Regions from separate parts of the Homo sapiens genome. Here region 1 is linked to region 2. The links are chromatin loops, found by intact Hi-C in ENCODE. Cell type or tissue: stomach. All regions are shown on one strand. Links, peaks and the distances in the headings refer to the core of each region. The heading gives the core; the rest is flanking DNA.

Region 1 (13,139 bases), core at 1,592-9,591, 300 kb before region 2:
GAAACCTGAGTCTTCTCTGTGGGAAAGTTTTTAATTAAAAATATCAATTTCTTAAACAGGTATGTAGGATGACTACGATTTTTTTTTAGATTTGACAAATTGCATTTTTCTGAGAATTCATTTGTCTAAGTTATTGTTATTTGAATTTACTGTATAAATTGTTCATATTATTCCCTTATTGTGCTTTTAATATCTGTGACATCTCTAATCATTTTTCCTTTAATTTCTGATTCTGACAATTTGTTAATTATCTCTTTTCCTTGATTAGCCCATATAGGAGTCCTTCAATTTTATGAATATATTTTTAAAATTCAACTTTTGGTTTGTTGATTTTCTCTATAGTTCTTCTGCTTTCTATTTTAATTATTTCTGCTCTTTCCATCCCTGCTACTATAATTTTCATTTGCTTTTCCTCCCTGCACTGGCTGAACATTAGTTGTAACATTGAGGAGGTGAGGTGATAGTGGTAAGCTTTGTTTTGTTTCTAATATGAGTAAGGGAGGTTTTAATAACTAACTATTAAAAATGCCAGTTGGTATAGATTTTTTAAAAATAGATATCCAGTATCATCTTAAAGAGACTCTTTCAGTTCTTAATTTTCTAAAAGTTTCTAGATGTCATTAATAAATGCAAAATTTTATTAAGTTTTTCTGCATCTTATTTAGAAAATCATATATTATTTTTCTTTTGTATTTTGATATTGTGGTACACAGTGATTGATTTTAGGATATTAATCCTAACTATGCTCCTAGAACTTAATCAAATTTGGTCATTTGAATTATCAATTTCATATATTGCTTCGATTTTCTAATGTTTTGTTTTATATTCCTGCATCTATATTTCTGAAAGAGTTTGGCTTGTAATCTGTTTACTTTAATGTGCTTGTTAGGTTTTGAAATCAAGATTATGCTAACCTCTTAAAACAAGTAGGCAAAGGACTTTTCTTGTTCTTGTTCTCTGGTAGAGAATAACTAAGACTGGTGTTAATATTTTTCTTAATTCTTTGGATAATTAATTAGTAAAATCTGAGCATGAATTGTTTTTATGTACAGGTTTTTAATTATGTATTTATTTTCTCTGATAGAGGACCATTCATATTTGCTGTTTCTTCTTGTTTCACTCTCTGTAATTTGATAAAATTTCAAGTTTATTTACGTAAAATTGTTTATGATGATATTGTTTTTTAAAACTCTATAGGATCTTTAGTGGTGACCCATCTTGATTCCTGTTATTGGTATTTTGTGATTTCTCTTCTTTACTTATTTAGTCTTTTAAGGAACCAACTTTTGCCTTTTAAAATATTCTGTACTGTATGTTCTTTCCTATTTTTATTTGCTTTTATATTTATAATTTTCTTTCTTTTATTTCTTTAGTTTTAATTTACTATTGTTTTCTAAATTCTGAAAATCTCTATTTCATTCATTGATTTCAACCTTTGTTCTTTTTTTAGTAAATGCACTTAAGACTATAAATTTCCCTCTAAGCATGGCTATACTAGCATCCCACAAATCTTAGTATATTTCATTTTGTTAACATTCAGTTTAAAATATTTTCTCACCTCTATTTTGATTTTTAAAAATCTTACTAGAAACTTAGAAGAGAACTGCTTAATTTCCAAATACTTGAAAAAGTTTCTAGATATATTTATTTAGATTTCTAATTTAATTTCCTACATTCAGATAATATCGATAATATACTTTGTATAATCTTAATTATTTAACTTTTGGGGGAAAATGCTTTGTAGCTCAGCATCTATCAAATGTGTCATGTATTTCATATGTAGTTGAAAATAAAGTACATTTCAGTTGTTAAGTACAAAATTCTATATATTTTATTCATGAATTTGAAAGAAATCTTCATTTCTTTTGGCTGTTTTTACTATCCTTTACCAGAAGGGGTGTGCAAAAATTTTCCAATATGATTATAAATTTATTTATTTTAGTTCTGTTAACTTTTGCTATATATTTTAATTTTTATGTAGTTATTTGATATTTATTAGGTGCCTAAAATTTAAATTGCTACATTTTTTTCCCAGTAGATTGACCCTACTGTCATTATGGACCAGTCCTGTTAATTTCTAGTAAGATTGCCCTAAGTTCATTTTGTCTGATTATTATTATGCCTACAGTGGCTTTGGCTGGGTTGGTGATTGCATGGTACATACTCTTTCATTGTTTTACCTTAAATGTTTCTGTAACCTCCTATTCAATATTGAATATTCATGAATTATATTTTATATCCAGTCTAACAATATTTCTCTCTCTCTCTCTCACACACACACACACACACACACACACACACACATCTCACATTTGGATTTAAATTTTATGACTTCTTTTGGATTATTTGTATAATTCAGTTTTATACATTTTGTTACTATATTGTTTATAGTTACCCAAGCAATTGCCACATTAACTTTTTAAACTCCAAAATGAGTTAGTATTTCGCTACTTTCTGGACATTGCTAGGACATGAGAACACTTTTATTCTATTTCCCCCATTTCATCTTTTGTACTATTATTATATATTTTCATTTTACATGTAGTCTAACTCTGGAAGACATTATTATTACTTTTATGAAGTCAACACTTACTTAGTGTATTAGTATGTTTTCACACTGCTATAAAGATACTACCTGAGACTGGGTAATTATAAAGGAAAGAAGTTTTTGTTGTTTGTTTGTTTTTACAGACAGAGTCTTGCCCTTTGCCCAGGCTGGAGTGCAGTGGTCCACTCTCGGCTCACTGCAACTTCCACCTCCCAGGCTCAAGTGTTTCTACTGCTTCAGCCTCCCAAGCAGCTGGGACTACAGACTCCTACCACCACACCAGGCTAATTTTTGTATTTTTAGTAAAGATGGGATTTCACCATGCTGCCCAGGCTGGCCTCGAACTCCTGATCTCAAGTGATCCGCCCACCTCAGCCTCCCAAAGTGCTGGGATTACAGGTGTGAGTCACCATGCCCAGCCAGAAAGAGGTTTAATTGACTCACAGTTCCCAGTGGGTAGAGAGGGCTCAGGAAACTTACAATCATGGTAGAAGGTGAAAGGGAAGCAAGGCACACCTTATATGGCAGCAGGAGAGGGAGAGAGTGTGAGGAAGTGCCACACTTCAAAACCATCAGCTCTCGTGAGAACTCACTCACTATCACTGGAACAGCATGGGGGAACCACCCCCATGATCCAGTCACCTCCCACCAGGTCCCTCCCTTGAACATGGGGTTTACAATTCAAGATGAAATTTGGGCTGGGATACAGAGCCAAACCATATCACTTAGTTTTCCCAAAATATTTAGTTTTTTATTCTTTTCTGTATTTTCTACTAATCTATGGATTATTTCCCTTCTGCCTGAAAAAAAGATTCTTTTTAATATTTCCTTTACTATGGGTCTGCTCTTACTGACTCTCTCAAGTTGAATTTGTCCCCTAATTTTTTAATTTTCACTTTTGAAAGATATTTTTACCAGACATGAGTACCAAGATACTTTTTCTATTTTAGCATTTTGAGGTGACAGTCATTGTCTTCTGTAAAAAGAATTTCAAGAAACCCCCAAAACCATAATTTTCATGAAAATGAACACATGACCACATGTCAAAGATTTCATTTAACTCATTAATTAATGAGAAAATCCATAAGAACTAAACAACAGGATTAAAGGAGGATTTGACTTATAGAGATCCATGAACTCTGCTTGACAACTTTTATTTGCTTTGTCATGAACAGGAATCATTTCCTGGCTACAGGTAAAATTATCAGAAACAGAGGCTCTGTGGTCTCTTGATGGAAATTCCTTCTCTAAATGTTGCTTCCAGATGTCTCTGATCTATTGGTCTTTTGGGCAGTTTCATACCCTGCTTTCTACCCCTCCCCATGCCAAAACTCCAAAGAAATTCTGAATCCTCTTTTGTGCTAGGTGCAGACCATGTGGCATTGTAGCCATGCTCTTAGCCTCCTCCTGTACCTGCACGATGGCACCAAGGCTCTCCAGGGCTATGCTAAATGTGGGTCATTCCTCAGCATCTTGCAATTTTCATGGTCTATGTTCTGTAAAGGGAAGAACGTGCCCTCTGCTTGTGAGTCCCTTAAATGTTTCTATCTTTGAACGTCTACCACCAGCACCACCCCCAGTTCTAGTTTTAATCATGAGGGAGGAAAATCAGATCACTCATATATAATCCTTTACTCTTAATTTTTTTCTCTTACTTTCCAGCATCTAGCAACAGTTATTTTCCTTCCCTTTGAGGCAGGAATTTTCTTTACATAATATACTATTCTTTGTATTCTGGGATCCATACTTTGTTCAATTCTTTGAACTCTGGGTCTTAATATGCAAAAATCTGACATTACTATGGATTTATAAATATCAAATTAGAAGGTGAGTGATGTTTTTCTATTGTTGATATAATTTTTATCTGAATTCCTATTCTTTGAAAGAAAAGGCTTCATGGTCTTCATGATGCACAGGATTCAAGAAAAGGAGAGAAATTTACCAGAAAAGTAAAATGCAATAGCAGACAACTCAAACACTACCTTAATATAAACAAATACATGCACCTATATTTTTAATTTGATAAATCTTATAGCATACTATTGGAGCCAGTCTTCAGGATGTTAAGAGGGATTATCACCTCATTCCCATTTCTAGAAAGGCTTTATATAAAGAATTGGCATAGAAAGAACCACAGTTGTGTTTAATAACTATTGTCATTTTTTTCAATACTAACCAGCACCTTTTGACAAACCTGCCAATATTTTAGAAAACCATATTTTGATGTACCTGATTGCCCTTTTTTGACAGTTCCTCAAAAAGTTTAACACAGAATTATCCTATGACCCAGGAATTCTACTCCTAGGTATACACCCAAGAAAAATGGAAACATATGTCTAATATAATCCTGTACACAAATATTTATAACAACATTACTCATAATAGAAAAAAAGATGGAAATAACCAAGTGCCCAGCAATGGATGAATAAACAATTGTGGTATATTCATATGACTTATTCAATCATAAAAGAAATGAAGTATTGATACATGCTACAATTTGGATGAATCTCAAAGACATTATGAGAGGTGTAAAAAGCCACACACAAGAAATCACATATTATGTGATTACTCTTATATACCCAGAATGGGCAAATCAATAGAGATAGAAAGTAGGTTAGGCTGGGCGTAGTGGCTCACACCTGTAATCCTAGCACTTTTGGAAGGCCAGGTGGGGAGGGTTGCCTGAGCTCAAGAGTTCCAGACAAGTCTGGGCAATATGGCAAAACTCCATCTCTACAAAAATTAGCCAGTTATAGTGGTGGGGGCCTGTGGTTCCAGCTACTTGGGAGGCTGTGGCGGGAGGATTCCTTGAGCCCAGGAGGTTGAGACTTCAATGAGCCTTGTTCCTGCCACTACACTCCAGCCTGGGCAACAGACCAAGACCCTGTCTCAAAAAATAAATAAATAAAATAAAAATAGATTAAAGGTTACTGGGGGTGGGAGGACAGCCGAATAGGAAGTGCTTACTTAATGGTTATGGGATTTTTTCTGGAGTAATAAAAACGTGAAACTACAGAAAGCTTGTACTTGCACATGTGGCTACAATAAATACTAATGAATTGTACACTTTAAAATGGTTATGTTATTTGAATTTCACACAAAGGTAGTTATGTGGGAAAAGTAAGTTATTATTGCAACCCTATCCACTAGAGGGCGATGCTTCCATTAAGAAACATGACTCGTAAATTCGGCTGGTGGAAGAAGGGCAGTTAGCCTTGCAAATACATTTTCTGCTTATTTTGCAACTATTTTAGGTGTAAAACAATTAAAGTAAATATCCACTTTGGAAACATTGCTGGAAAAATAATGTTTACATTTGAATGTGTCTCTTCAAGAAAAAACAGTTTGTGAAGCATTTGTACTGAGAAAAGATTTCTTTCCTTGGGCATAGATCTCATAGTGCAAAAATTAAACAAACATGAGCAAATTATGAACCTAAAGACATGGTTAATGGAAAGGATCTCAGCGACTAACATAAAACTGAATGAGCAAAGTGTTGAAGTATTCATATCAATAGAGAGTTTCAAGTAACTTTATCACTATAAGTACTTGAGAGTCTTGAAAGTGTTTATCCACATTTTCATGAGCACGGCAAAATTTGGTTGTCTAACTCAGCACGTGTCTTAAATTCTGTCTCTAATTCAGAAATAATTCATCACTTAGTAAAGCTACATTTCTTGAAGGTGCATCAGGAATAAAATAATTAACTCATCATATACCAGAGATCCTGTGGCCAAGGGTTTTAAGAGAGTAACACAGGAAGTGTCGTGCATGCTCATGTGTGGAACACTTATTTTCAGCTCCAAATTCACACAATAAGTTATTCTCCCTACAAAGGGAATGTGTTTCTGCCACTGTTCACAACAAAATTGCAAATGTAACAGAAAAATTAGCCAAGGAAAACATAGTCCCTAAAGTAAATCTGATCCAAAACAATCTGATTAAATCCATAGAATTATAGCATTGTAAAGTCATTCTTGGGTTATTTATAAAGTCAGCAGTCAGCATTTCCCAAGGCATACTAATAGGAAGCAAATCCTTGCTCAGGAGCCAGCTGATAAAGACTATAAAGCTTATCCTCGGAGCAAAACCAGAATGATGTCACTACTAAGTCCTCCATAAAATAAGAAGCAGGCGTTTTAGTGCAGGTAGTTTGGGGCAAGAATCAATACGTGGCTTGGGAAGAGAGTCCAAAAATCCAGAAACATAAGCTTAATCCTAGGCTTTTCTTTAGAAAGGTTTGGATGTATACCAGAACCTACTTTGTAGTCAATATAAGAAATCATATACTGTATATATTTTCTAAGGTGTCTCAGTTTATTCATTTTAAAAACAAACAAATGGATATCCTTTTGTCATCTTTATGACATAATCTTCAGATATTGTTATTTATTATAGCATACTGGTTTTCAATTGTTAAATAACCACACATGCAGAGGCCCAGACAACACATCCAGTATTTATTATCCTACAGTTTCTTTGGGTCAGGAGTCTGGGTACAGCTTACCCGGGCCCTCTTCTCAGTCTCACAAGGCTGCAATCACAATGTCAGCCAGGACTGGAAGCTCATCTGAACCTTGGAGTTCTCTTCCAAGTTTAAGCAGCTGATGGTAAAATTCGTTTCCATCAGCTTTAGAACCCATGGCAGTTAGTTTCTTCAAGACCCAGGAGAGTTTCACTGCATCAAGTCTTTGAGCTCAGGGAAGACCTAAACCCTCTTTTAAAAGGCTTATTTGATTTGGTCAGGCTATCCAGTATAATCTCCTTTAGACTGACTCAAAATCAAACTGTTTCAGCACCTTAATTACATTTGCAAAATCCCTTCACTTTTGTCGTATTCTATCAGCTGGAAGCAAGTCACACATTCTGCCCACATTCAAGTGGAGGGGAGTATAAGAGGGTAGTGGTCTAAGGTGAGTCGGCCACATGTAAAGATAGCTGGATTAGACGAAACCTGACTATCCTAATCAAAATTGTAATGGCTACACAGGACAGGCCAGGAAGAAAGCATCTTCTGCAACCCTCCCTTCATTATAGAGCAACAAGGCTTCTTTCTGTCCAGTGGCTACAAATATCACCCAAGCGAGTATTACCAGTCATCATACTTTATGCCTTCACACTAGCATACTCATTCATGTGTACTACAAATAAACTTATGTTTCCCCATCAGACAATGCCCTAAGCATTGAAAGTTAAAATGGTTTTTATCCATTTATGTATTCATTATTTGTGCCACTACAGGGAACGTTTGGGTTAGAAGCAAGCAGCCTGATTTTAAAAATTGAAATTAAATTTCTACCAGTACCTTAGTAGGAAAATCAAGTCGAAGTTATCTAGTCATAGTTTTGGCATGTCTCTTTTATTCAGGATATGAGGAATTGCTGGAGCTTTTTTCTTTTTTGCAGTTTATCCTATTAAACACACACACACACACACACACACACACACACACACACACAGAGCACAGTAAGTTAATTCCTACACCACTTAACTTTGCACATAACTGTTTTCTCAAGAAGGCACTGAAGTGAGCTGGCAACCATATATTAGTTACTGCGTTAGTGAAGAACAGTGGCTACTCCATACAATCCCAAGCATGAAAAGTCAGAACTTTGAAGAAAAAAAATCAAAAAAGCAAAACATAAAACTGAATTAAATTTAAGCCACAAAGCAATAAGGAAAAGTAACAAGTAAAAGAACATTCTTAAAAACAACGTTAAGCTTAAAGAGCCTTATGTGAGGCAGTAAAGATATTGCAGATATAGACATTGGAGAGAGCTTGCAAAAGTAACATTGCTGGAGGTTGGTTTTAAATCCTGCCTGCATGGTCTTGCATAATTTGTTAGTCCTGGGAGGGATGCACAACATTTGGAATAACCATTTGAAATGAAATTTAACTCTTACTTGAGGATCATTTGTAATAATGATTTAATGTGTTACCAGAAATGATAAAGTGACCAAGTCAATCAATCAGTGTTTGCTTAAGCCCAGTTACATGTCCGGTGTAATGCTAGACTGCAAAATATGGAGAAAGGGGTCCTTTCTCAATATTGAATGCTAGACTTTCTGCCAGAGACCAGAATTTGGTATGAACTAGTAATGAAGGTGTCAGAATATTGAAGAAGTCTTATCATCAAACACAAACCAATGAACATTTAAGTGTCCCATGGCACAATGACTTGTCACAAACGCTTTGTTGTATATTAAAACTTGAGTTTTTGTCTTTATACAAGTGAGAGAGCATCTGGGAATCTAAAGTGGTCACCTTTGGGATGGTCACTAACCAGAGAGACTCATTGCTTCTTGGCTCCTTTGGAAGACTTCAATGCCAGTTACTCATGAATAATCAGCCATTTGTGTCAAAATAGGGAGGGTACCAATGTATTGTTCCACCATGCCCATGCATAGAATAGTACCAAACATATAGCATGTATTCATTAAATATTGCTGCAAAGTTGAGGGAGTGAAAATCTGTTTATGAGCTTTCTGAAGTGTTTGGGACAACTTGGACTTTGTAGCAGTTTGTGCAGCCCTCATGCCTTTCCCATTAGAACTTTTCTCTGCCCCAAATCCCATAGCAGGGACAGTCAGCAGACATCCTTCCACTGTGTGACTGCACCTTACTGCTCACAGTTGATTGCAGCAGGGATGAAGACTGGACCCAAGCTGGTCAATCAGATTCTCTTCCTTAACTAACTGTTTGAACTAAAGACACAGAGACTGGGAATTGCAAGTTTAACTATGTAATAGCAGAGTTGAAAAAGCCTCTGTTTTTCCTGAGACCTGGTTCTTCAACGTTTCTTTGGATTCTGTGAAGTATCTCTTCTACAAATCCTTTTTTTCATTCTTTTTTTTTTTGTTTGCTTGGGTTTCTTTGAAAATTTTATTAATTTTCACCAAAGATGCCTCAAATAAGACCTCTGACATGCTTTTGGAAAGTGCTGGAGACTGAAGAAAGAAATGTGAGACATCTGTGCATGAATCAGCTTGTTTCTGTACTTTTCTCACTTCAAGCATAAAAATCTCTCAAACTTTAAGCTTTTAAGACATTGCAGTCTCCCCAGGAGGAAGCAATTTTAAACTCAGACAATTTTATTTTCTGAGAACTGGTTTTGTATAAATTCATTCAACCACTTACAACAGTGCCCCACCTGAAAATGAAAAGACCACAACATAAAATTTTCCATAAAAATAGGTTAAGGTAAAAGAAAGTGATGAGCGTATTGTAAGGCTCATGAAGAGATTTAGTAGCACTGATCATTTTGTTGAGCATTCAATATGTTTTCTATGTATAAGTCATAGTTTATAAACTCATTCTAGTTTGTTCAAAGATACAACAAAGATACATAACATTAAATGAACATATACATAGATTTTAAAAAATATGTTAATTGTACCATTTTTTGATTTTTCACAATACTTAAACCCTGAGGACCACAAAGAAGAAAGGGTTGCAAAATATCATTTTTTAAACTTTTTATTGAACCACATTATTTGTAAATTTCTATAACACTTTTTAAAAATGATATCTGAGACTACTTTTTACTTTTGTTTTCTTAGATATTTTTCATTTTACTTTTAAACATACTTAAAATATAAAAGACATATTTTAAACTATAGAAGACGTATATTTAAAGTATAACCTATGATAAAATTCACCTGCTTTAGAGAGTATATAATTGAATTGATTATATATGGCTAATTTTTGCTCTTCCTTGCTGAAAAAAAAAACGTAACTTGCAGCAGGCTAGAGAGGATAATTTAAAACTAACTGTTTGTTTTGGTGTTTTGAGTTATTACCATATTTGGTATTTAGCCATTGGGATAACAATTAACAATATAACAGAAGCACATCCAGCCCACTGTGTTGCTGTGGGTCACAGGGGTCTGTCTCTGTTATTGCTTTGCTCTCAGTGTTAACAGCACTCCCTGTGGTTAGGGCTCAGCCTGACCCTACAAGTCTTTTTCTGACTGCTTGTAGCTCAACACAGAGGAGTGATTAAAATCTCCGCTTGTCACTCATCTCTTATGCCAAATTCAGTAGCGAAAGGTGGCAGCATATACTTAAACTGGCAATGAGCCCAAACTTCAGAGTCTGAGATCTTGTCACTCTTAGGTCATCATCTGGGTATGCAGATGGTGATCACTGCAGCTTAAGGCTGAGGAGGCAGAGTCCTGTGGTGAAGCTTGACTTCCGGCTATGAATAGGTAAGGGGAGCTCTGTCAATTAGATAATGTGAAACATGGTAGGAAAACACTGTTCCTTAAACAATCTAGGTCTGACATTACGTCCTCTGGGTAGCCTTCCTGGTGTCTCGTTTCCCAAAACCTCAGCTAATGATATCCATTTCTTGCATTCCTGATGCTGCCCTTTGGCCAGAATGTTTAGCCCACATGGTCCTCTTGCTGTATGCATTTTACTTGAGATGTGCAGGAAAAACATTGTGGATGGTGGATGGAAAAAGGAGAAAGAGAGAGGCCTTTGACGGGGAAAGCTTAAGCTGGTGAGAAGAAAAAAGTTTTGAGAAGAGGAGGAAACACAGAGTGACTTTTACCACCAAAGGAAAAAAAGCTTGAATATCAGTCTATAATCTTTTATCTTTCTGAGGAGAATCACTGGTTACCACTGTAAGCTTTCATAGAATAAGTCCCCTATGAGTTCTCTCTCCACTATATTCTTTGAGATTCTTCTTTCACAATTATCTCTACTCCTCACCTAGAAATAATAGTATTATTATTACATATTAAATTATATTCCAATATATAACAATACTTTTGTTATATTTATTATTATTATTGCAAACTTGAATTTCACTGTCAGACACTCTTCCAAGTAATTTGCCTCATTTACCACTCCCATAAAAAAATAAGTATAATAATTTCTACATTTCAATTGGAGAAACTGAGGCACATCAGATTGGGTAACTTGCTTAACTGCACAGAATTGAGTGGCAGAGCCAGGATTTGAACCTATGCACTGTGACTCAAGCGTGTGCCCACTGAAATGTGCCGCACATGTGAGTCTGACTCAACTCCTTTTTATTCTAGCAATTTCTTAACTCACTCAATGGTTTTGACAAAGCAGCAGGTCAAAGTACTCCTGAAGCTTTTTCCCTCTCCAAAAATGTGAACAGCCAACATTTCCACTCAGGTTAAACTATCCTAGGGAAAAAAAAATTGTCATTTTTGCCAAGTGTCTTTACAACTGTTTGAACTTTTTTGAGGATTTGGGAACAAGAAATAAGATGGGCTGAATGAATGTAACAATAGAGGCTTGTTTCTGGATTTATTCAATGATTAGTTCAGCAAGTATTTGGATAAGCACTTGTTTTGTATCCTAGAGACTGAGGATTACCCATGAACAAGTTGTTCCTTCATTTGGGCTTGTCTGCTCCCAAATCCAGACTGTTTCCTGGAGGCTGTCTATTAAAAATAATTTTTGAGGCAAGTCTGTAAAAGCAAATTGTAAATAAAAACTAAAATATCTGGCTGCCTATGGTGGCTCACACCCATAATCCCAACACTTTGGGAGGCCAAGGAGGGATGATTGCTTGAGCTTAGTAGTTCAAGACCAGCCTGGACAACATGGCAGAACCCCTATCTCTACACAAAATACAAAAAATTAGCCAGGGGTCGAGGGGTTGTGCGCACCTATAGTCTCATCTACTCAGGTGGCTGAAGTGGGAGAATCGACTAAGCCTGGGAAGTGGAGGTTGCAGTAAGAAGAGATCGTGCCACTGCACTCCAGCCTAGGCCACAAAAACAAACAAACAAAAACCCCTAAAACATCCATGTATCCCAATTCCGTGAACCACTGGATATAATAAATAGTGCTTTAGGATTCCTCTAACATATTATATCTCCACTTTCCCTTCCAGCCACTTCATCACTTCACTGTTGCCTGACTTTGGTTTCGGGAAGGCATCTCTGGAGCCACATGGTGGAACATGCCTGTGGACAGGAGTAGCTTCAGAGACTGGGGACCCTGCCAGAGCAATGTGGACTCAACAAACAGTACTGGGAGCATGAAAAGAGAGGGTGTGAGCATCAAGTATGCTCACTTGACTGCCAAATCCCCAGCTGCCTTCCTGTCCTTTTCCTGTCCTGCTCATAAAAAGCATAGACAAACAGGAAGGGGAATACGACGTTGTAACAACCATCTGGAGGTTGTATGTAAGAGAAGGTAGTAAAATCCACATTTTATAATGACCTTTAATTGATCCAACCTGGATATTTCTTATCCAAAAGTATGGGCCCTGTGGGTGAGGCTGATGAGCATATTTTACACAGTGTTATGAACTGGGGTTTTAGAATTCAAAGTAGCATCGGCCAGCTTTCATCAATTTGGACCCTGTGACATACGAATAGAGTGAGTATGTGTAGACCCCCAGAAATAGGGTCTAAACAATTTTTTTCCAGCATACATCTCAAGAATGAAGGTTGTCTTAGATTGGCTTTATTGACTCTACTGCACTGCAGACCAAGCAGAAATAAGCAGGCAAAGATATTTATATGGAAATATTTCAGCCATTAGTATTAAGTGAAAGGTTTTTTATAGCTTTCAGAATGTTTTCCTGAGGCTACTATTAAT
Region 2 (13,139 bases), core at 1,756-9,755:
ATATGTCTATTTTTATTTAAAACAAACAACAAATAAAAACACAAAAAATCTCTGGCCCTTTTAAGATGGAAGGGGCCCAATGTAATCAATCTGCCAACAAGTGTCTGGTTAGGCTCCAGAAGAATAGTGCCATATGGAGGGCTCAGCATCAGTCTCTGTTGCTGGCAGACTGTACATTTGGCAGCAGCAGGAGCTTTATCAGTCTTGGTAAGTGGCAGGCCATGCTCATGGACCCAAGAAGAGCCTTCGTGGCTCCCACTGCCACCCAATCCATGTACCTATCACAGCAGCCCTGGAGTAGCCAATAACTGAGGCTGGCTGCTTGCTGCCAACCGGCCAAGTTATTCTGTCTATATCAATACTATCAAAAAATATATATAATGTGAGCTACAAATGTGAGCTGCATATGTAATTTTAAGTGTTCTCATAGCCAACTTAAAAAGAGTTAACAAAAAGATAAAATTAATTTAATGATATATTTCACTTAACCCAATATATAAAAAATTTCAACATGTAATCAATATAAAAATTATTAGTAATATTTTACATACTTTTTGGAAGACTAAGTCTTTGAAATCCAGTGTGTATTTTGCAATTACAGCACATTTCAATTTGGAGTAGCCACGTGTGGCTAGTGCATACAATATTGGACAACACAGGTCCACACCATTGTTTAATATGTCTTCTGCAGTGGGTGCTCTCTAGTTGATAGGTGTTAACATGTGACACAAAGATCTTCACACTTTGTGTCCACTCTCACATGTCATTCACATGCTTATACTCCAAGACTCCTATTCCCCAATCTTCTGATATCTCTGCTTTCAGCATCCTGAGCCAGGCTATTCACTTCTACCCACCAGTCCATATATATTCTAACAGAGCTCCTATTTATTCTTCCACACAAAGAGAATAACCGGGTGGACCTTAAAGCTCTACCTATTTTAAGGATTTTTCTCTAGCCCCATGAGCTACTCCTGAACAAGGCTGCAGTGTAGCTGCCATGCATTTTTGGCTTGTTTGGCATCCACCTACTAAACCAGCCCATCTATAAACCAAATCTGAAGGCTTTTTCCTCCTCCAGCAGTGAGCCATGTGGCATCCTCCATATGGAGTGAGGGATGAGCTGTGGAAGAGGTTCAGGGACAACAGTGGCAAATGACATGGAAGATGGGACTGTCTTGTCATGCAGCTTTTTTTGTGTCTTCCAGTCCTATTTATGCTCAACCCAAGTTTTCTACTTCTAGAATCCATCTCTTAAAGTTCTGCTAGCCCTGCCTTAAGATACGTGGTTCTACAGGTGCAGTGCCTTGGTGTCCCATAGCAGGCACATAATCTCCATGAGGCTTCAGTAATATATCAGGAGTTGTTTCTCAAAAGGCATACAAATAACTGCTACAGATGGCAAAGCTTTAATCCCATAGCCTATGTTGGGATTCTACCACTGGCACTTGACATAACCTCCACACAGCATCTTTTCCCACCACTGCTACCACTAATATCACGGTGTCTGCTGGCCTACATGACCCAACAACAGGGCTTGGTGGACTGCAACCAATACCTCCTACTGAGATTTTTCCTGCTCTACGTCTCACTCAAAGCTGGCAGCCTTTTACATTGCACAACATACGGGTCAGAGCAGTATTCCTGAATGAGAAATACGTTATCAAATCTAGAACCTGAAGAAGCTTACCAAGTGTTGTGCTTCTCTTTTCATGGTGGGAGTTGCAGCATGTAATAATGTATCTTTACTATGGAAGAGACAACCTGAACTCCCCACACCACAGAATCCCTGAAGACTATATTAGTGTGGCAGCCTCCGACCTCTTCAAAGGGTTTATCTCCTATCCTCCATTTTGTGTGTGTTTCACCAATGCCACCGGCATGCTGACAAGTTATTGCTCATCTGGCCTAATTAGCATAGTATCATAAAGGAGTGGTATTCTGTTGGAAATCTAGAGAGTTGAGATCTCTTTGTGCTATATTATGACAGAATACAAAACTAAATATATATTGTTGCCTATTCCACGCACATGCAAACAATTTCTGATCCTCTTTTTCTAATTGGAATAGAAAGAAAGACATTTGCCATTCACATGACCTCATCCATGTTACTGAGGTTGGTTAACCCACTCTAGCAAAGATACTACATCTGGCACAGCAACTGCAGTTGAGGCTACCAATTAATTGAATTTGCAATAATCTACTCTCATTTCCCAGGATCTCTGTGTTCTGCAAGAGCAAGTCACTGCATTAAGACAACTTAAGTGGGGATATGATAGCAACCACCACCCTTATATCTTTTAGGTTCCTAAAGGTACTAATAATTTCCACTATTCCCCATGCGATACAACTTGTATTTTATTTACTACCTTGATTTGGGTGGGGGATATGAACAGTTTCAGAAACATCCACTTGGCTCTCCCCACTTCTATAGCCTCTGTCCCACTCACTAAAGGTTCAGTGTTGGGATTGCATGTATTCCAAACATGAGAACTTCAATTACGTACTTGGAACCAGGGAAAATGACCACTGTGTGGGTCCTCAGACCTAGTGGACTTACTGCAAGCCAGATCTCTGCCAGGAGTCTGTTTTTTTACCTGGTTCTTATATGCTCCCACTTTAGAACAGGAGGGCCCCATGGTAAGGCTTCAGTTCTCCAGGTATCAATGTCCACTCAGACCCAGTGTCAAACAGTCCTAAAATGTTTTGAGTGTTTCCCTTTCCCTTGTACAAAGTCACCCAAGTAAACAGTTGTAGGTACTTTTAAAGATGGACTGGGGGAATCATCATCATAATACTTGCACTGTGTAGCTGGGTCTTTCTTCCTAGGGACCTGGCCATTTCTTTAGTCAGTGGGTCCTGGGTCTGAAAACTAACTCAGATCTGGAAAGTGGGCAAAAGACTACAACATCTTATTGGCATGACTGCCTTATTGGAGTGAGTTCCTTCAATAATTAGGGCTTCTAATTATTTACCCTAATTTCTCGTGATGGTATAAACCAAAGTATCCTTGTTGGCTGCCCATCTATTTAGTCCCTAGGGTTATGAGTTTCTATTAACCATCTCCATGACTGTCTGTGGGTCAGGCCCCATTGGCTGCCACTCTGGCTCTGCTGCTCATTATGATAATTGCATCCACCTGCTTTTCAGCAGTTATGTGGCACCTCCTGTTCTCTGTTGTTTCAGGGTCTTTTCATTTCCATTGGATTATTTGTGCCTCAGTACCATCAGTGATGGAGTTCACATTACTAGCCAAGTGACAAATGATAAAGCTTCAAAATTTATCTTATCAACTTCATTTTTGGACTATTCTGATACCAAATGTCAGATTGGGTTTTTAAAGACTCTAAAATGGAGTTGGACTTGCAAGATATTTATGAAGGTTCAACAGCTGTGGAAGCCAGGAGGAGGAAGCAATCAAACAGAGAGACAAGATGAATTATGAAGCAGGCGTGACAGAGCCTCAGCCCAACCCTCAGAGAACTCCAGAGCCATATGACCCTTTGGAGTTGTCCCCTAGTGAGCCAAAATTTTCAGATCTTTATATGTCCTCCATGGTCAGTCATTGGATATGGATAGCTAAGGAAGGTTGGGCTTTTGAACAAGGCATCACTCTGCAACTGAGGTCATCTCTGAAAAAGAAGTAACAAGTCAGCCCTGAAAGAAACCTGAGTGGTGCATCTCCATATCCATCACAGCCAGATTTGGGATTCAAAAGAAGAAAATAAAGACATGATTTTGTATCCAAGAGAATCCAGAGTAGGAGTTAAGAGAGCAATGGAAAGTCTTGAGCTCGGGTTTTAAAAAGGAACATGTGTATTTACCAGATCAGGAATTTTCCTTCCTGAAAATCAGATCACACATGGAATACCAAGTTCAATTATGGCTACTGCAGTTTAAAAGGAATATCCACTTACTGAAATGTGTTCAGAGGAGAATGATCAAAACAGTAAAGGAGCTAAAAAACACAACAAAGGGCTAGTTAAAGGAATGAATGCTTACACAGAATACAAGTTTTCTTTAGACAGCTAAAGGGGCTTGAAATTATTCCCTGTGGAATCAAGAGACAAAAGTCTAGGAAAACAGAAGTTAGAAGTCTAGGAAGACAGAATATAGGGAAGATAATTTTAATATTAAAACCAAAAGAAAAAGTACTGTAGATATAAATTAGCCAGATGAAGGGGAAAAGAGGCATTTTGGATCAAAGCAGCCATCACAGGCAACCGTGAAAAGTTCAGACTGGCCAAATATAAGACCAATAGAAAGTGGCCGGAAGGGAAAATGACTATGAAGTCAATGTCAGATCATCAAGTTCCTTGTATCTCATGCTTAGGACTTTGGCTATTATGCAGTGAAGTAGTGCCTGGCTTGGCACTTCAAAAGGTGAATCTGACAGCAAGGAAGATAATGGATTAGGGAGAGGCATGAGATAGAAAGCAGGTAAACCAATTAAGGGTAGCTATGATCAATAGAATTCATGTCTGTCTTTCTGCTCATTGTATTTGCAGTACCTGGCATTGAACCTTCATATAAAAGACCCTCAATAAATATCAAATAGATGAATGTTCGAGGAAAGTACCAACGGTTGTCTGAACTAAGCCAATGGCTATGGGAATACAGAGGGGTTAACATTCAAAAGATCTGTAGAAGGTGGAATGGAAATTAAAGGAGAGGAAGAAGTCAAGGATAATAGATTTGTTGATTTGTTCCTAGTGGCATACCTGCTGTGGACCTGAAATACTGAAGGAAAAGTGGTCGGTGGGCAGGTGAAGGGAAGGAAAAAAAGATTGCTAAAGGTCTCATTTATCATCTATGATTAGGCTCTATCTGTTGCTGAAATTTCTCAACAAAGTCTCTACTAATGTGCTTTCTCATCGATGTTTTCTATGCACAAGTTCCCCGTGATTACCAGCACCCTGTCAGTATAGAACAGCCTGTTTCTTTGCTTTTCTCTGGTAAAGCAAAGCAGCAAGCCAATTACTGAGATCATTCAGATGAAAATTTTACTTTTGCCTGAATTAGCCAGAGAATTGAAGCATAAATGGACCTTTTCACTTGACTGATTGAGATAATTGCCTCACTTTTCTAGGGGAGACCTATAGCTGGGAGGCTGTATTTGGTCACCAAAACATGTTTGTAATATACATTATTGACTTTCTTGAAACAACTCTGGTTGGCTAGGTGCCACACTCAAACACTTGCCCTCATCTTTTTAGGTATTTGAAACAATACAGAGAAATACCATGCCTCGGAAACTCAGTGTTGAATTATTTCATTCTTGGGCAGCCTTTAAACACATCAGCTCAGGCCTCCAGAAGAGGTAAAGTGGCACCTAGGGGAGTCTGGGAGAAGGCGGCAGGGCAGGAGCTTGGTTCAGTGGATAAAATGCAAGAAGTGAGAATTAGCTCCAGGTGCATGGGAACAAATGGCTTTTCCTGAAAGAATTGGGTAGGTAGACTTGAAAGAAACATGTAATTTACATTTACTATTGGGAGGGGTGAGAGGGGTTAATAAAGAGAGCTGAGTAGGGGCAGACAATTAAAGCAGCAGCAGGGCTCAGATCAGAGCCTTTTGGCCTGGATCTTGGGTAATAGAAGCATTTTCTAACAGCATGAGACATGGGAAAAGAAGGCTTCTAAAGAAACAGCACAGCATCTGAGCTTTTCTGCAGCTTTTGCTATCTGGTGGCCTGCTATGACAGCCTGGGTGTGTACAGACAATGTGTGGTCAGTACTGACCTACAAAATTCACTGAAAAGCAAGATGTGTATTAGAAAAACTCGTACAAACTTCAAGTCTATGAGGAAAGGTTGTCATGTAAATGTGTCTGTAATTACTTTGTGATGGCTCCCCTTACTGGCCAACGGGCAGAACGTCCTAGATCCTGAAGAGAAGTAGGAGGAGGTAACGCTGAGGCAACCTGGTTAATTTCTAAGTTTCCTGTATTAAAATATATATATATATATATATATATGTGTGTGTGTGTGTGTGTGTGTGTGTGTGTGTGTGTGTGTTGCTAAAATAAATTTTATTATAAACTTATTTTATTAAAATAAGTTTTATTTTCTGAGTATCAAATAAAAACAGAAATCCCAGCCATGATATTTATAAAATCCACCAGTATTATTTTTAAATTTTTTATATTTATTTATCTTCAGTGGGTGTTTAGAGTCTGCGTATGGTTTTGTGACTATAAAAAATATGCCTGCTTTAATTTTTCAATTTTTAAACTTTTATATTACATATAATTTCAAAAGCAATTTGAGGTGATGGATGAGACATACCCACACATCAGGATTGATATATCCAAACAAGCTGCATTTTGGGGAGAGATTATATGCTTACAATAAGGAGGTTTTCATTGTTTAAAGCAACCTTGATTTTTTTTGCATTGTTTCATTGTTTGGAATATTGCTTTAACTGTGGCAAATAGATATACATTAAAAGTATATTCAACATCTTGTAATATCCATAGATCATTCAGAATCAACTATGTTGAACTAGTTGAACTAGAAAAGTTAAAATGTTGTATCCAAAATAATAAAAATGATGCACCTATCTTCTAAACTTTTCCCCAGGATTCCCAAAGAATAATCTTAAAAATGTCAAATAATGTTCCCACAGGCTATGTATGTTGCTGTTTATTTAAATATAAGTACTGGGATATTTTATTTTAAAGATGTTTTGTTTGTTAATATCTCTTTATAGGTGTCATAAATATTTTTATGTATATAAAAATTGGTCTAAGAGGACCAATTGAATTGCTAGTATCAGACCAATTTTTTGCTTTAATATAAACCCAGACTGACATATCTTGTTTACAAACAAATAATATTGGCATGAAAAAAGTCACACCATTACACAGATTTTTTATTTAAGCTGATCCTGCAATAGATAGGATACTCTTGAAATTAGCACTTTACATTAAAATAATTAATTTTCTTCAGATTTTTAAAATTCTTTCTGTACTTTTTTTCATATATGCACAGTATTAGAAGATTCTAAATTTGTTGCTGTAGTAACAAAAACCCCTCCAAACCTCAATGGCTTAAAACATGGTTTCACTCCATGTCTGTCTTCAGTGGGTGAGGTACGCCATCATCCTTTTTCAGGTGCTAAGACTGATGGAGCCTCCACCATCTGCAACATTGCAGGCAGGGGGAGGAAATCAGCTTCTTGTGCCCTGCTTCTTAAAGGTTTCTAACTGGAAATAACACATGTCACTTCCGCTCACATTGCACTGGCCAAAATAAGTTACATGGACAGAAATAGAACTGCATTTTACTTCCTTTTGTCTTAATTGATCCCATCAAAGATGCTTTAATCTTTCAGAGAAAAAAAAAGAAATTTGGGTCATGCTGTCCTACAATGTGTTTGGAAGGAGAACAGAAACATTGCTGAACAGCACCAATAACTCCCACATTCACCCTAACTGAGGAACTTTATCTTAATGCCGGGAAAGGGGACAGTGCTTTCACAGCTGAGAATCCAAAATAGTGACAGGATGTAGGGAAACTTATATTTTGATTTCTTTTTTAACAGAAAGAGGCCTAACATTATATTTGCTGGTTAGGTTTAATGTCTGAACTTCTTTTCAAGTCTTACTTTTTACTACAATAAATTGTGCTTAAATTGAGCTCTCTGGGGATTCCACAGGGATTGATCGATTTGCCTGGTTAGGGCTTTTCAGGATGGATGTCAGGAGTGGGGCAATGGCATGAGAACAGCTGTTTTCAGGGCTCTGGCCTCAATCTTGAGCGTTGCCATAGTGACAGCTGCCCGCAGGAACCCACCGGGAGCCCAGTAGGAGAACTGGCTGCCAGAGCTTTGTATCAGTGTGCCATCCCCAGCCTTTCAGAAACAAGCGTAATGAACTCTTTAGCCAGGGTGTTTCTGCCTACTAACCTAAGGGACAGTTTATTCTTGCTTGAATTGTCAACTGCCAGATGTCAGTTCAGGCAAATCAACTCTATTCCCTCTTTCCTCCTGTACCCTTTCTCTCAGCTTATTTTCATATCAAATTCCACTTTTCCCCATTTTATAGCTACATAATTAACAGCTATTAATAGAGCAAATTCAATTCATAAATTTAGATATAACAAAAAAATCCAAAGATACAAAGTCCTCTAACACAGCACTGCCCAATAGAATTTTCTGTGATGATATAAATGTTTCATATCTATGCTGTTCAATACAGTAGCCACTGGTCACCAAGTGGCAACTCAGCATTTGAAATGTGGCCAGTGCAACTGAGTAACCAAATTATTTAACTGATTTAATTTGAGTTCATTTTAATTTTAAATAGCTACACGTGGCTAGGACTAATGTATTGAGCAACACGGTTCTAGAATCGTATTCAAATCCAGGGAGTGGTACCAGCTAGAGCTGGCCAGGGAGGAGTCACAGTTAGCAGCATTCTCTCATTCAAAGTAGCGTGTTTATTATCTGCTCTAGAGCATATTATTATTATTGCTGTATAAGGTGTGCCCTGGCCTGCCCTAACTGGCTGTTGTAAATTTAATTATGTAGCTAAAGAGGAGGAAACGGAGGCATGATTATCTGGGCCGTTACAGGCAATATCCTCTAGAAGCAAGATTGAAAGGGAAAAGGTGTTACTATTTCTGAATAATATATCAGCCACATTACAGTGATTCTACAAAAGAACTGGATTCTAACTGGAAGTCATCAATTCTAGTCCCAAATTTTATGCTAGTAAATTGTATTACTTAGGAAGGACACTCAGTGGGAGGCTTGTGTGTGTGTGTGTGTGTGTGTGTGTGTGTGTGTGTGGCTTTATTTATTTATTTTTGCCTAAATTCCTCCTCTGTATAAAAGGGAGCGTAATAATATTCTCTGTGTGCTTATTAATATGACAGGGGCTTTATGTAAGTCTCATTTATTCCTTTTAAGAAATCCATAAATTAGGGATTTGTATGCAGAGTATATAGATGAGGAAACTGAAGCTTAGCAGAGTTAAGTGCCTAAGATTTCCCAGCTAATAATTGGAAGAATCAAAATTCATTCAAACTCAAGTCTGTCTGTCTCTAAAACCCAATTTCTTTCTACTAAATCCCATTAGAATGTTTCTAAAATCCCTTCTAACTCTTAATCATCACTAAGTGAGTGCCATGTAATAAATATATTGAATGAGTTTTGCGTACAACCCAAAATAGGATTCTTAACTGTATTTCATTTTTTAAAACATAGTAACAACTGTAACTACTAGTTATTTCCTAACCTGGAACCACTTAGGATTTCCTAATCAGTGGCTTTCTCCCCTGGCTTTGCATTAGAATTATTTGGAGAGTTTTTTAAAAATACCGATACGAGGTATTCTTCTCAAATAACTTAAATCACAATCTGCACAATGGGGCCTAGAGACAGTTTTTTTCTTGGTTGTTTTTGGTTTGTTTGTTTTTGAGGAGTTTTTTGTTTTGTTTTGTTTTGTTTGAGACAGGGTCTCACTCCATCACCCAGGTTGGAGTGCAGTGGCATGATCATAGCTCACTGCAGCCTCAGCCTGCTGGGCTCAAGCAATCCTCCCATGTCAGCCTCCCGAGTAGCTAGGACTACAGGCATGCACCACCATGCTCAGCTAATTTTAAAATTTGCTAGCGATGGCTTCTCACTCTGCTGCTAAGGCTGGTCTCAAACTTCTGGCCTCCAGACATCCTTCCACCTTGGCTTCCCAAAGTCCTGGAATTACAAATGCGAGCCACCATATCCAGCCAGGATAATTTGTTTTTAAGTCTCTTATATGATCTCAAAGTGCAGGTTGTGCTGAGAACCGTTTCCCTAATGTAAGGTGTAGAAATCTACTTTTCCATTGAGCCACCTGCTAGGACTTCAGGACCTGGCCTCCAGGAGGAAGCCCCCTGATAGCTTGGTTGATTTTATCTTATCAGTTTATGTTAGGGGAAACTGCCAAATTGAAATAAGAAAGCCATCTCCCGCAAGCAAGCCTCTCCTCCTAAAGACTAATCATAATGCAAGAGAAATTTTCCATTTCTCTCAGGAATCAGAATCCTTTGCTACATGCACAACTGGAAGGAAAGTAGTACAAATAGGAGGATCCTTACCTGATGGGAGAAGGGAGATCTTGCCATTCAGGAGTTTGCTTTGAATCTCTTTCCACGTGCATGGGTGCTGTCACAGTACATGTGACAGGCTGCAACAGGGTTTGAGAGGGTTCCTTGCTGGAAGGCAATGTCATAGGAAAACAGGTTTTATGAAGCAGTGATTCCCCCAAGGAGCAAAGGAGTTGAATAAATAGGATAGTTCCTAGACTAGAAGAGCAGGCTTGCCTACACTCTCACACCCAAACCAACTGCCTTCTGTTGTTCTTTTTTTGACCCAAATTCTATGCAGAATCTTCTCTTATCAAAATAAATAAATAAATAAATAATGACTGCAAACAAAAAACTCAATAGCTCCTAGTATTACTTAACTTTTGCATGATTTTAACGTGTCAATGCTTATCTTAAAGCACTGTTTTACTAATTTCATTCCTATACTTATCCTAAAAGATCTTTAGTGACGTGCCTTTTCTCACAGCAGGACGCTTCAAACTTGGGGGAGTTTATTTAAAATGCCTTTTTCTGGACTCCATTCCTGGAGGTCTAGAATGGGATGCATTCATAATATATATGTTAAGTGTTCCAGGAAATCAATAGGTGATTGGGATAGGCTAAATAATGGTCCCCCAAAAATGTCCTCATTGCTGTCCCCAGAACCTGTGAACATGTTACCTTCAACGACAAAAGGGACTTTGCAGATGTGATGAAGGATCTTGAGAAGGAGGGTTATTTTGGTTATGCAGGTGGTCACAATGTTATCATAAGGACCCTTATGAGAGGGAAGCAAGAGGATCAAAATCAGAAAAAGATGTGATGACAAAGCCAGAGGTAAGACTGATGCACTTTGAAGATAGAGGAGAGAGCCATTAGTCAAAGGATGCAGGCAACATCTAGAAGATAGAAAAGCAAGGAGACAAATTCTCAGATGGTTTCTAACACCCTCAAAAAGAATGCTGCTCTGCAACATCTTGATTTTAGACTTCTGACCACCAGAACTATAAAATAATACATTTGTGTTGTTTTAAGTCACTAAGTTGGTGGTAATTTGTTACAGTAATAATTGGAAACTTGTATAGTTATTCACGAAAAGAGTATTACCCCAAATAAAACACTTTCTATAGACATCAACTTCAATATCTCTTATTATTGTAAAGGATCCTGGAGCACTAGGAGCGAAGTAAATTGTTCAACTTCACTGAGGGACTTAGGGAAAATCCAGGACAACAGTGGAATTATCTTAGTTTGGCTCTATCTCTTTATCCTGGCGTTCAAGGTATCTTCCCCTAGTCTAGGCCAACCTTTCCCACATTATCCCATTATTTCTATATCCTTACTTCTATAAGCAAGCAAAATAGTGGATATATTTTCCCCCTGAATAAGCCCCATTATTTCTGTTTCACTACCTTGATACATAGACTTCCCTCTTCCTGAAGTCCTTCCATTCTCGAATGTTAGGTTTCACTAAAGGTCGGGTCCTGCCTCTTCCTTAGCTATCCAGCATTAGGTGAGTACTGACCTTGGAACTCTTATGGTGTCAGCATGGTTGCTCTTTAAAGATCATGATGAAGAATCCCTAGTCTATTTCTTCCTCAGTGTGATGATCTGGTTGGCTCTGAGGCTTGTGGATACTTCCTAAAGCAATATTGAAGAAAGAATGAATGACTAAAGACCTTAATCCAAGTCAAGTGCCTAGATTTTCAAGTTCCCTCTCTTTATGAACTATATTTCACTTATTTCCACAAAGTTTTAAAAATAAATACCCAATGAACTTAAAAAAATTTGTAGAGATGAGTGTCTTGCTTTGTTGCCCAGGCTGGTCTTGAACTCATGGCTGCAATCCTCCCATCTCAGCCTCCCAAAGTGCTGGGATTATAGCCATAAGCCACCACGCCAGCTGCAAAAAATTTCAATTACATGTTCTGTTAGTATACATAGATATCTTCCTAGTTTAACAGTAAAAATCTTCTCAGTTACTTGACTGATAGATGACAACTCAATATTTACATCTCATTGGGGTAACACAACATTTTAAAACATATTTCTTATTGGCATATACTTCACATAACATAAAATTCAGTTTTAAAGTGTGGTATTCAGTGGTTTTTAGTATATTCACAGAGTTGTCTGACCATTACCATTATCTAATTCCAAATATTTTAATTACCCCCATAAAGAAACCTGTTAACCATTAGTAGACATTCACCATTCTCCCTCCTTTCTCTAAGCCACTGGCAACTACTAAGCCACTTTCTCACTCTATGGATTTTCCTTTTCTGAACACTTCATGTCAATTAATCATACAATAATCAAGTGGTCTTTTATGGCTGGCTTCTTTCACTTCACATAATGTTTTCAAGGTTCATTAATGTTGTAGTATGTATCAGAATCTCATTTCTTTTTACGGCTGAATAACATTACATTGAATGAATATACCACATTTGTAATCCCTTCATCATTGACAGACATTTGGGTTGTTTCCACCTTTTAGCTAATATGAATAACGTTATTTGTGCAACAATTTTTGCTTTCTGTTGGTATTTGTGAAAATATGTTTTCAATTCTATAAGGCATATATATCTCTAGGAGTAGAATTGTTAGGTCATAAATCATTTGTATAACTTTTTGAGGTACTGCCAGATTGCTTGCCACCTTTTCAGTGGCTGCATCATTTAACATTCCCACAAGTAATGTATAAGGATTGCAATTTCTCCACAACCTTGCCAACAGTTGTTATTTTCCATTTTTATTATAGTTATGCTTGTAGGCATAAAGTAAGATATCTCATTGTGGTTTTTCGTTTTCTAATGGATAATGATGCTTACCATCTTTATTGGCCATGTGCATATCTTTTTTGGAAAAAATGGCTATTTAAATCTTTTGCCCATTTTTTAATAGTTTTTTTTAAATTGTAGAGAACATAGCCTTTAAAATTAAAATAAGAGTCCAGAAGTTGGGCTATATTTCCTAGGTGTTAGCTAGTATCTTGTCCCCTTTTCATAGATTTATTTGTGTATCTCAGGTTATCAGTGCCACTATAGATCTCCTCCCTCACAGCAATCAAACT

Evidence for each region. Hi-C counts contacts between places; a loop is a spot of excess contacts. Peaks named below come from ENCODE experiments on the same cell type or tissue, not always from the same donor. Only the 100,000 strongest peaks of a DNase experiment are listed, where the experiment ranks them.
Region 1: it touches region 2 in a loop (2.8-fold over the local background); 87 of 110 quality-filtered maps call a loop at or near these places.

Annotation. Positions count from the first base shown.
Region 1 is chr2:165,395,784-165,408,922 of GRCh38, forward strand. No RefSeq gene overlaps it. Among named protein-coding and RNA genes, the nearest start is that of CSRNP3, 67 kb to the right of the region's middle. In stomach, for the core only: a CTCF peak has its summit at 5,709 (motif pointing right); a DNase peak (open chromatin) is centred at 5,718.
Region 2 is chr2:165,692,959-165,706,097 of GRCh38, forward strand. No RefSeq gene overlaps it. Among named protein-coding and RNA genes, the nearest start is that of GALNT3, 95 kb to the right of the region's middle. In stomach, for the core only: a CTCF peak has its summit at 5,853 (motif pointing left); a DNase peak (open chromatin) is centred at 5,853.